Linked DNA regions of Homo sapiens: regions 1 and 3 are each linked to region 2. The links are chromatin contacts, found by Hi-C or POLR2A ChIA-PET in ENCODE. All regions are on one chromosome and are shown on one strand. The core of a region is the stretch at or near the end of the contact, and the rest is flanking DNA. Distances in the headings are between cores, read along the strand shown. Region 1 has its middle 50 kb from the start of LINC00330. Region 2 holds the start of LINC00330 (long intergenic non-protein coding RNA 330). Region 3 overlaps LOC105370187 (a long non-coding RNA gene).

Region 1 (3,542 bases), core at 665-3,164, 49 kb before region 2:
TAAGGCATACATTCTTTGTATGGCCAGAGTAAAGAACTGAGTAAAGAACAGAGTAAAGAACTAACTGGCCAGAGTAAAGAACCAGGCTTTCTATTTTAGAGAAACAGAAAAAAAAAATCTCCTAAGGGGTAATAGATGTCTCATTTGCATAGCCTGGTGTTTAGATCTCCTTAGTGTATTCTTATTTGTAATCATTCTGAACTAGCCATAAGCATCTTGATGAGACTCACTATCACAAACTCTTAACTCATAGCCTATGGAGAAAAGAGATCATAATATTCAGATTTTAAGTTATTAACCAGAACGTAGCACAGAGATGGGAGGTCAGCACATTGGATGTGTGAGTGGGTGTGTGCACACAAAGGAGAGGGCTCAGGGCAAAGTTAACACTGATTGGAATAGGTCAGATTGAGGAGCAAAACGTGTGTGTTTTGATTTTTCTCTAGAAAGCAGGGTTGCTAGGGAACAATAATAGCCATATCATTACCTCCTAGGATATCACAACATATACATCACAGAAGTGATACAGACAAGAAAGCCAAACACAGAACAGAGCAGAGGCAGAGGCAGAGAACGATTTTCAGATTTCAGATTTTCTGGCTCACCCTGTGTGGCGGTGGGATGATTCAGCAGGGCCAGGAAATGAGCACAACACAGCATAGTTAAGGCCTGTCTGTCTGGTTTATAGATTCTCCACCCCCTTTGCCTTTATGTTCCCCTCTGCCTACATCTCCTCAACCCAAGCCTTGCTCATTCTCCACCAGTGAGTACGCAGCAAGTAAAAGTAAACTAATATTCACTGGCCAACTGTGACTCCGCATGAGAGATGGAATATCGTTAGCTTAGCCGTTGGCTTATTTATTTAGATACAGGTTTCACTGTTCCCAGCTATTTCTGCTTTACTCCTGGTCCCACCCTCTAATACAATAGATCAGCAAGAACAAACTGCCCAAAGCTTTCTGTGTTTCTCGCTGCTGTTCAGGGCCCTGTAAGGGAGAAGGGGCGTGCCGCTTAGGGAAGACAAGCAGGGATCTGCATTAAGCCCAGTTCGTGCTACATCAGAAGAATGAATTTCAAGGGTGGACAGGTGACAGGGAGGGTAGGTAAAATAGCCAGGGCTCGGGAATGGAGTCACCCTGAGAAATTAACTGGAGTGAATACCACTGGCACTAGCAGAAGTGAAAGACAAGGCCCAGGTGCAGGTTGACACTGGGAGGAGAATGGAGTGCTAATGGTTTAGTCATGGTTTCTTTATGGAAGGCAAAGGAGAATCAGAGAGCAAGCTGCCAAATTAAAAGTAAAAGCCCACTGGAGAAGGGCTGACTGGGAAACTATGGGGTAAAAGGCTGGGAGTGGGATCGGGGAAGTGGAAGAGGGATAGGGAGGAAGGAGGAATCAAGTCATTGGCTGTCTTACTGGAGTAAGATGAGATGTCTGTCTCTCCCATGCTGTAGGAGGCCCAGCCATGACATGAGTGATTTCACACCCTGTAAAGGAGCATTTAAAAAGAAGCCAGGCAGGTTTTGAAATATGAGGCCATGGTGTGGCTGATTATATATCTTTGGCTGTTTTGTTTTTTTTTTCCCTAAGGCAATTACATTAAGTGCTTAACATCAATCCAGAAAGGAAAAAATGAGGGCACCATGGTTTTGGTGAGAGGATTTGGTGGGGGGCAGAGGGGGAAGGCTAAACTGTCTCCCTTCCAAATACAAACACTGCACATACAGAAAATAAGCCGTGTAGATCCTGAGTTCTGACTACAGTGGCGAAGGAACACACAGGGGCCTAAGAGAATGAGGTAATATTAGTTATGTCAACAGTTGCATGTTACAAATGCTGAAGGGGAGTGAAACTTGCCAAGTGTTAATGGAACTGCTGGAAAGAAAGACTACTGGGCACCTGCCACCAGCCGCCTGACCTGGCCAACCCCACCTGATCTGGGGCCCACAGCAAGCTGTCTTTCTTGTTTCTTCTTTCCCGTTGGGTCAAAAATAAAGGTTGTTCTCAGTATTTTTTAGAACCTGGCCTGATTGCAGGGCAATCAACCAATGTCTGAGGGAATGCTGGGCATCAGATGCTGGGGAAAATGTGCCACTTCCAGGTATAAATGCCCCAAGAGCTTCCAGAGTTCTCACTCCAGTTGTTCCTTGGGGTGGTGTCATCCCCCAACAGAAGGGTCAGCCTTGGAGGGTCAACAGAGCAACCACAGAAACAAGAGTTGCTGAAACACTTTGTGGAACCCTGTGCAAAGAACCAGTGGTGAAAGTAATACACAGGCAAGTACCCAAAACGACCAGGGCTATGAGCTCACCTGGAAGCAAGAGACATTGCCTAACCCATAAGAGTACCACAGTGCATACTTGTAAGACTGATGGAGTCATTCTGGCCTTCAGGAAACATCAAATAATGGAGGTGACAAGGAGAGTAGGAAATGGCCCAAAAAAACCCATACAGAAAAATACATTCATTTTAAAAGGACCTAATGAAGGAGCTTAGTTAAACAGAATAATTCCTTTGTAGTTTTCAATTTTCAATAAACATTTTCCTTTTCAATAAACATTTTCTTTCTTTCTTTTTTTTTCTTTTCTTTTCTTTATTTATTTATTTTTTTTTTTTGTGAGACAGTCTCACTCTGTCACCCAGGCTGGAATGCAGTGGCCCAGTCTCGGCTCACTGCAACCTCCGCCTCCCGGGTTCAAGCAATTCTCCTGCCTTGGCCTCCCAAGTAGTTGGGACTACAGGGGTGTGCCACCACACTCGACTAATTTCTGTATTTTTAGTAGAGACCAGGTTTCACCATGTTGGCCAGGCTGGTCTTGAACTCCTGACCTCAAGTGATCTGCCTGCCTCAGCCTCCCAAAGTGCTAAGATTACAGGCATGAGCCACTGAGTCTAGCTAACATTTTCAAAAATAGAGAAAAGTAGAGAGAAGAGTAGAATGAGCCCCCAGGTACCCGTCACCCCACTCCAACAAACATCAACATTTGCCCTTCTTATTTTATCTGGTCCTACCCCTCTTTTTCCCTGGAATATTTCAAAGAAAAATCCCAGACATTTTACCATTTCACTCATAAATATTTCAGAATGTATTTACGAAAGTTTGCTTCATTTGTATTTTTGACAGAAATTTCCATCTGGAAGATAGAGAACTTAAAGGGAATGTTACAAGGGGATAATGGTCTCAGGGAAGCAATAACTGAGAATTTTTGGCTTTCCTTCCTGCCTACCTGCTCTATGCTGCAGCATCACCCAAAGTCGCGGGTACGCATATTGTACTAAACACTTTTTTGTGTGGCTTCCCCAGAGCCCAGTGATTTCTGTTCCTTGGAAACTGATTAGTAGTAACGTCTCCTCGCTGTGATCCTGCCCTGTGGCCTTGAGGGAGTTCTTCCAAAGGTAGAGACTTTGGGTCAAGATGGGCCAATGGCATTCTTTCTCTCTGCTGGGATTTGAACGTGAGAGCAGAACATGTCAGGAAAAACTCTAGATGAAAGAGAAGGTCTCCTTACTTCTGCTGCTGAGAGCCTGGAAACTGCTCTACC
Region 2 (3,922 bases), core at 1,081-3,580:
CAAGGACCTGGCAGTCTTCTTGGTAGATGCTCTTCAGAGCCTGATCATCCCACATGTCGGCGGGGGGGAAGCCACTGCCACGGCTTTGTACGTTGTTAAGGAGAAGAAAATGGCGGGGGGTGGGGGGGATAACCAAATTTAATGGATGAATTTATTATGAAGAATTATTTATTTATTATGCTCATTCTGCTCAGACAGACTGCAGGCTTAAAGAAAAGGACAACTGGGAAGCTAATTTCTGGGGCAGAGCCTCAAGCCTGTTAGCAGACACCCAGGCACTTGTGTATGAACCAGTGTCACTCTGTGTGGCTGTGCCTCGCAGTCACACCCATTCTGCTCAGGCAGTCTGGATTTCCACTCTTCTACTTGGGGAGGGGAGAATGATCAACAAGAACAGAACGATGGGCCTATAGAACTTTACTGCAAGTGAACATATGAGCTGTCTTTGTAAATATTCATTTTTTTTGGTGGCAAAATACATATCAAACTTACCATCTTAACTATTTTCATGAGCACAGTTTGGTAGCATTTAGTACACACCCATTGTTGTGCAACCAATCTCCAGAACTCTTCATTTTGCAAAGCTGAAACTCTGCATGCATTAAACAGTATCTCCCCAGCTCCCTCTGTCCCCAGATCCTGGCGACCACCATTCTTCTTTCTGTCTCTATGAGTCTGACTACTCCAAGTACCTCAGATAGGTGGAATCACATGGTATTTATCCTTCGGTGACCGGGTTATTTCACTTAGTGCAATGTCCTCAAGGTTCATCCATGTTGTAGCATGTGTCAGAATTTCCTTCCTTTTTTAAGGCTGAATAATATGACAAGCTGTCTTTTTAAGTTGCAGGTCAATTACGGATCCTTTGAATATGAGAGGGAGCAGGATTGGCCCTTCAGGGTTTGAGGTTTTCAGGAAGCCCACAGAGATTGACTCCTTTTATGGGATTCCATAACCCATATTTCAATGACCCCCTTCACACGCTGCCAGTCAATCAGTGGATTTTTTTCACTGACTATGTTGACAGTCCTGGGCCATGCCTGCCCTTTGTACCAAGTTTTGGGGAAGTCCAGGCCTTGCATCCAGGGGAGAGAGAGGCCCAATCTCAACACAGCTCTGACATTTATTAGTGGTGACATCCTGAGTAAGTCACTTCACCATTGTGAATACAGTGCCTCTGAAGTAAAATGGAGGTGACATTATGAACTCTATCTAGGTTGGGTGGAGATTAAATGAAAGAATATATATTAGAGCACCAGGCATGGTACCTGGTAAGTTCTCAACAAATGGATGTTAAATCTTAGTACAAAGCAAATTAAAGATGAGATTTTTCTTTTGACTAAGCATAGCACCCAGACAGACTAGTGGCGCTCCAACATTTTTTGAGTCAGGGGCTCCTCTGAGGATCACTTACATGCCTACACAACGTGACACTAAATTTCTGGGAATTCTTGAATCTCATGATGTCCATCCATGACTTCAGGCACAAGATCAAGGACCTGGGATCGAGATAGCAGAGGATAAAACATTCCCAGAAAATGTAGATCAGGCCGGGTATAGTATCTCACCACTCTAATCCCAGCACTTTGGGAGGAAAGAGCAGGAGGATTGCTTGAGCTCAGGAGTTTGAGACCAGCCTGGGCAATACAGTGAGACCCTATCTCTACAAAAAGCAAAAAAAAAAAAAAAAAAAAAAAAATTCACCAGATGTGGTGACACACGCCTGTAGGTCCCATCTACTCAGGAGGCTGAGGTGGGAGGATCACTTGAGCCCGGAGGTTGAGGCCACAGTCAGCCAAGATCACACCACTGCCCTCCAGCCTGGGTGAAAAGAAAAAGAAGAAGAAAATGCAGATCATGTTTTATATAGAGTGAAAAAAGTAAGGAACAGAGTCCTGCAAGTGCTAAAGGGACACTAATAGGGAACGCTAACGCAGTCAGGTGGATCCAGTGAGGAATACTTCCTCATGGATATTCAGAAATTTCTCAAGGACTCAGTGTTTACTTTTCATTCTACTGTGAGTGGTTCACCAGTCTTAAGATTTCTCCCTCATTTCCACCCTGGGAAAGCACATGCTCTCGTGCGAGCTACACAATGTAAGCACTTACTTGTGTTTGTCTTGTGCTTTGGCTGATTCGACTGCCGGTGGACCTTCATGCATTCTTCCTCTTGTCGTGTGCTCTGGAGACCCTGTCTGCTGCTGAGTCTCTCCCAGGGCCCCACAGATGCAGCCGTTCCAATGAGATTGTGAGGTAAAGTTGCTCGGGGAATTGTTCTGAACTTTCAGAAATGCCACTGTCCTACAAGGTGGAGTCTGTTCTCAACTGTTTGTTGTTGTTTTGTTTTGTTTTGTTTTGTTTTGATACAAGTTCTAGCTCTGTCACCCAGGCTAGAGTGCAGTGGCGTGACCTCGGCTCACTGCAACCTCCGCCTCCCGGGCTCAAGCCATCCTCCCACCTCAGCCTCCTGAGTAGCTGGGACTACAGACGCACACCAGCACACCCGGCTAGTTTTTGTATTTTTAGTAGAGATGGGGGTCTCACCACGGTGGCCAGGCTGGTCTCGAACTCCTGACCTCAGGTGATCCGCCCGCCTTGGCCTCCCAAAGTGCTGGCATTATAGGTGTGAGCCACCACACCCAACCTGTTCTCCACTGATTTAAAGACACTCCATATATGTCTGTAGGGAAGCTTAGCACAGTGTGGACAAACATAGCCCCGTATTTCAAGGGAAATTTTGTTTTAAGGGCTCAGATGTCTTACCCTATAATTCAACTGCCATCTTCCCCATCGTAGTTATCTCTTTCAAATGCAGGACCACAGTAAACGATGCGGGGAAGCATCCAGGCCTCCTTCTCCCTGCCACACCCTGGCACATTCTCCAGCTAGTCTGGGACATGGGCATCACAAAAGCAGTTCTGCAAGTGCTAGTTGTCATCTCAAGCTGTCTTTCCCTGGCACCATGCCAACTGCTGTTACAGACACCATTTCCACACCCTCCCCTCTGTGGCCTGGTGTGAGCATTTTACTAAATTTCAGTATTCCTTGTCACTACTGCTGCAAGTGTAGCATGAAAGACTTATATGGTAACAAAAAGCCTCTTGTCTAAGCAGACAGGGGAAAAAACATATAGGAAGCCTGATCTTCTAATTGCCCAGGAACTGGCAAGTGACCTTGCTCACCAATTACAGAGCCTTTGATTTAAGTCAAATAGCAAATCTATTAAATCTGATACCTTTGAATGATTTGAGTAGCCATGCTGTTATAAACTACTTTAAAATGGCAGTAATCTGAAGAATCTAGAGGATGATAAGAAACACGTCTACTCACACGGCCAGAACAAATAACAGAAATGGCCAAAAAATGCTAAGCCTTCCAAACCCAGAACCAAACCCAGATAGCATTGACTGAAAGGATTTCTACTCTTTTTTCCTCCAATAATCTTAATTCCAGCAAAGCCAAGTCTCCTCAGTGACAAGAAAAATAAGTCAGGGTGTATTTTCTTGTTGGCTTTTGCTTTTAAAATAGCACTTTTCTCCTAATTACAAAATCCATTTATGCTTCATGGGGAAAGCTTGGAAAACAAAAACACAACAGATTCAAGGTCACTTTAAGATCTTGCCAGGACTACTTCAGGCATTCTAATGTATGTCTCTTTTATATTTAAATAGATTTTTTTTTACAAAAATTACATGTTTATACATAAAGTCTTTTGGTCACTGATCTATTTATTTTACTTAGCAACATATTATAAATATTTTCCATACCAATTGATATTTTCTTTAATATGTTGTCTAGCAGCTACATACAGTTCTGTCATTTGGATGTATTGTAATCCTTTATTTATTAAGTCATAAGTAAGGCTTTGATGGACATCTTTGAATGAAAATCTTTAACTTCATCTCTGATTACTCTTAGGATA
Region 3 (3,717 bases), core at 382-2,881, 45 kb after region 2:
AATGATAACTAATAATGGTGGTTGCCACCGGTTGATCAAATCTAAGGTTTTAAATATATTTACACATATCATATTCATGACAAATCCAACAAGATAGACAGTATCATTATTTTATTCCCATTGTAGAGATGTGGAAACTGAGGATGCTTAAGTAACTTGCTTAAGATCAGGCAGTTTCTCAGTCAATTCATTTTGGCTCTAGAACCACCTGCCCAATACAGTAGCCACTAGCCACATACAGCTATGAAGCTCTTGAAATGTGCCTAGTCTGAATTGAGATGTGTGGTAAGTATATATTTTGATTACTTGTATAAAGAAAAGAATGTAAAATATCTCACTAATAATTTTTAAAATATTGATTCCATGTTAACATACAAAAATAAAAATGGGCTGTTAAAATTAATAAATAAAATATGTATGCTATTACAATTAATTTCACCTACTTGTTTTGACTTTTTAAATGTGGCTATTAGGAAAGTTAACACTCCTGTGCTTGGGCCTCACATTATACCCCTATTGGACCACACCGTTCTACAGCCCCAACTCTACCATTTTTTACCCTCCAAAGGAAAGAGTTTATACTATTTACATTTACAAGAAAGTGTGATCTTCTTTCATTGCAAGATTTATGTATTGTCTGTATGTGGAGAAATTGAGGCATAAAATAGTTAAGATCTAAAGTTAAATATTAATCCTAAAACAAACTTCAAAGCCTGCTGAGAACAAAAGATTGCATCCTCTACTCAGCTTGACTTGTTTGACCTGCTTTCCAACCTGGACTGAAGCCATGGAGTTCAAGAAGTTTAGCAACTGTCTGAGGTTTAATGCCTAATCGAAAGCCAAACATAGCCGTTGCTTGTGTTTTTGCTCTTGTTTTATGCCCACTTATGCTATGCTCAGAGAGAAAAACACAGCAGGGTTGGGAGGACACCAGCTCGTGTGGCTTTTTTCCAGGGGTCATGTGTTGGGTTATATAGGATTCTCTAATTATTTAATGATAATCATTGGGTTTCCATTATCAAGGAAAATATATAAAACACATGCTGATGGGCAGATTCATTGAATGGCATAAGGACCCCTCAAGAAAGCTCAAGCTATTTATGAACCCTACTCATGACTCGGATACTGCATTAGTTCAGAGTGGAGGCTGGATTTTCACTTATTCCTCTGAAAGTCCCTAAGCAGAAAATATTTCCTGAAATATGAGCAACTCCTCAGGTGCCATCTAATAGAACAGGACTTGGCAATTAAAACCAAAGACATTCTTGTATTTTCTGCTGAGCTCCTGGTCCACCCCAGCCCCATCCAACTCTGAATATTTGACATCTGTGCTTATTTACTTAGTTCCCTGGAGTACCGGCAGCTTTTCTCTGTCACTGTGTTCACCTGTGAGAGGTCTATTTAAAGCGCCTTCATAATGTTCTGAACATTTACATTTGAGCCAAGCCCTCAGCTCGACCTTTCAACATTCTCCCTCTCTTATTTTTTCTCAACACCTCTCTCCCACTGCAGTCCTCTCCTTTTTTCTCCCTTGCAAACCTGTGAAGGGAGAGGCTGTGACACTGAAAACCTTCCTGGGGAGGTGGTAGGACTGGCCCTCCGCCCTGCAGCCCCTCCTTAATGAGGATTAAGTGTTCCTCCCTCACGTCCCAACACTGGGCAGCTGTCCCCAAGCCATTTAGGACCAGCCAATGACATGCCAGAGAGCTACACTGGAGAGAACAGAAGCCGCGTGCCTTTTTATTCATAGGACAGTGTGTGCTCATATAACCTTTCTCTGTATATAGACAGACCCAGCTATTAGCTTTCACAGTTCCTCCTTGTTTAACCTTATCTTTCTTGACTCATTGTATATTTGATGTTCCTAATGGACAGTATTCCATGTGGCACGGTGGAAGGCTACTGAAAGCCTGGAGGCACACATTCTAACTGCTGTTCTGCTGCTAACTTGCTGTGTGATCTTGGAGATGTCATCAAACTCTCTGGGCCTGTTTCCTCAATGAAATAGAAAGTTGGATTGAATGATACCTAGAAGTCCTTGCTGTTTTACAATTCTATGATCCATGAACTTCTCAGATCCTCTCTAGTAATTAGTATTCACTTCTCATAATATGTTTTTCCTGTGGCTGACTCCATGGATTTCCTTCTCTTTGGAGATTAGGGGCTGCCCAGTGATAAGCACACTGACCAGGTCCCCTCACAAGGTGATTAACATGACTGCATCCCAGGCTCCAGGACAAGGCCCAGGCGATACGCAGCTGCACACGAGTTAAATAGAAACATTTTTAAAAACACTTCAAGGGGAGGAAATTGATTTACTGAAGAGTAGTTTGTAGGAAACAGAATGTGGATAAGGCCCACATTAATTCATTGAAGAATCTCATGAAGTTTTTTTTTTGTTTGTTTTTTGTTTTTTTTTGAGACGGAGTTTCGCTCCTGTTGTCCAGGCTGGAGTACAATGGTGCTATCTCAGCTCACTGCAACCTCCGCCTCCCAGGTTCAAGCGATTCTCCTGCCTAAGCCTCCCAAGTAGCTGGGATTACAGGCACCTACCACCACACCTGGCTAACTTTTGTATTTTTAGTAGAGACGAGGTTTCACCACGTTGGCCAGGCTGGTCTTGAACTCCTGACCTCAGGTGATCTGCCCGCCATGGCCTTCCAAAGTGCTGGGATTACAGGCATGAGCCACCGTGCCCAGCCAGAATCTCATGAAGTTTTTATGGTTTGCTTTGTTTCTTTGTTTTCTAGAGTCTTGGCTGAAAAGAGGAAGCCCACCTTCTACCCCACGGGGTACTTCCAGAAGTACTGTGCGATCATCACAGCATGTCTCCCTGCTTCTGGTTCTCCCCACTCCGTCCCATTTTGCACACTGAGGCCAGATAAACATCACTAAAGCTGCTCCTATCACTGTGCCCCCTGCCTAAGAGCCTCCCAGCCCCTCTGGGCCACCTGGACTAAGCACAGCCCGCTTGGCCTGGCTGGTCAAGGCTCCCATGTTAAGCCCTCCATTGTCCTGACCAGCCCTTCTCACAGCTGCTCCCTGAACACAATGCCCAGGGCTCTCCCGCACACCCAACCCACTTGGCATTACCCTACACAATGTCATTGTGCAGTCTCCTCTCTCAGGAGGGCCCTCTACCCTTTCCAGCTGCTCAGTCCAATCGGTTCTGTAACATTCATGTCAAAACATTAACTTCATGATACACTTTCTCTTTCCTTCAAAACCCCTAAACCAGTGCTGTTCAATAAAAAATAGATGCAAGTCACAAATGGAACTTAAAATTCTCCAGTTGTCCTATTAAAAAAAGGAGGAAAGTGATGAAATCAGTTTCTGTAATATTATTCTATTTCACCCAAAATAGTTAAAATTCTTTTATCTTGACATGTAACAAACATAAAAACTAACAATGCTTTATTTTACATTCTTTTTTTTTTTTGTACCTAATTTTCAAAATTCATTTGTGTTTTCAACTTATAGCACATCTCACTTAGAATGCTAAATTGTTTTTTGGTTTGGGGGATTTTTTCAAGACAGAGTCTCCCTCTGTCACCCACACTGGAGTGCAGTGGTGTGATCATAGCTCACTGTAACCTTGAACTCCTGGGCTCAAGCAATCCTCCTCCTTCAACCTCCCGACTACCTGAGACTACAGGTGCATGCCACCACACCTGGCTAATTTTTTATTTTTTGTAGAATCGGGGTCTCCCTATGTTG

The links. A loop is a pair of places that touch in the nucleus more often than their neighbours do. ChIA-PET counts read pairs that join two places held with the same protein, here RNA polymerase II (POLR2A). Pooled maps may share reads with other maps.
Region 1: a loop to region 2 is called in a map of DLD1, with 3 times the contacts of the local background. The contact joins the enhancer-like site here to the promoter of LINC00330 in region 2. A Hi-C loop is called at or near these places in 7 of 168 maps with a recorded cell type or tissue (Caco-2, Calu3, DLD1 and 4 more), 1 of 37 single-sample maps with no recorded cell type and 13 of 50 pooled maps. POLR2A ChIA-PET finds 5 or more read pairs at or near these places in 4 of 52 experiments (A549, IMR-90, PC-9 and 1 more).
Region 3: a loop to region 2 is called in a map of posterior vena cava, with 1.9 times the contacts of the local background. The contact joins the enhancer-like site here to the promoter of LINC00330 in region 2. A Hi-C loop is called at or near these places in 3 of 168 maps with a recorded cell type or tissue (A673, Caco-2 and posterior vena cava), 1 of 37 single-sample maps with no recorded cell type and 1 of 50 pooled maps. POLR2A ChIA-PET finds 5 or more read pairs at or near these places in 1 of 52 experiments (PC-9).

What each region holds. Positions count from the first base shown.
Region 1 is chr13:44,758,322-44,761,863 of GRCh38, forward strand. No RefSeq gene overlaps it. Among named protein-coding and RNA genes, the nearest start is that of LINC00330, 50 kb to the right of the region's middle. Within about 2 kb of position 1,915, at least 15 of the 41 ENCODE cell types and tissues checked have a DNase peak (open chromatin) inside an H3K27ac peak, as active enhancers do; they include PC-3, PC-9 and mammary epithelial cell, where a contact is called at or near this core.
Region 2 is chr13:44,807,300-44,811,221 of GRCh38, forward strand. It overlaps LINC00330 (long intergenic non-protein coding RNA 330), which reads right to left and starts at 2,331. Exons shown (of 3, transcript NR_038433.3): 1 at 2,110-2,331.
Region 3 is chr13:44,853,045-44,856,761 of GRCh38, forward strand. All of the region lies in intron 3 of LOC105370187 (a long non-coding RNA gene), which reads right to left. Among named protein-coding and RNA genes, the nearest start is that of LINC00330, 45 kb to the left of the region's middle. Within about 2 kb of position 1,632, at least 14 of the 41 ENCODE cell types and tissues checked have a DNase peak (open chromatin) inside an H3K27ac peak, as active enhancers do.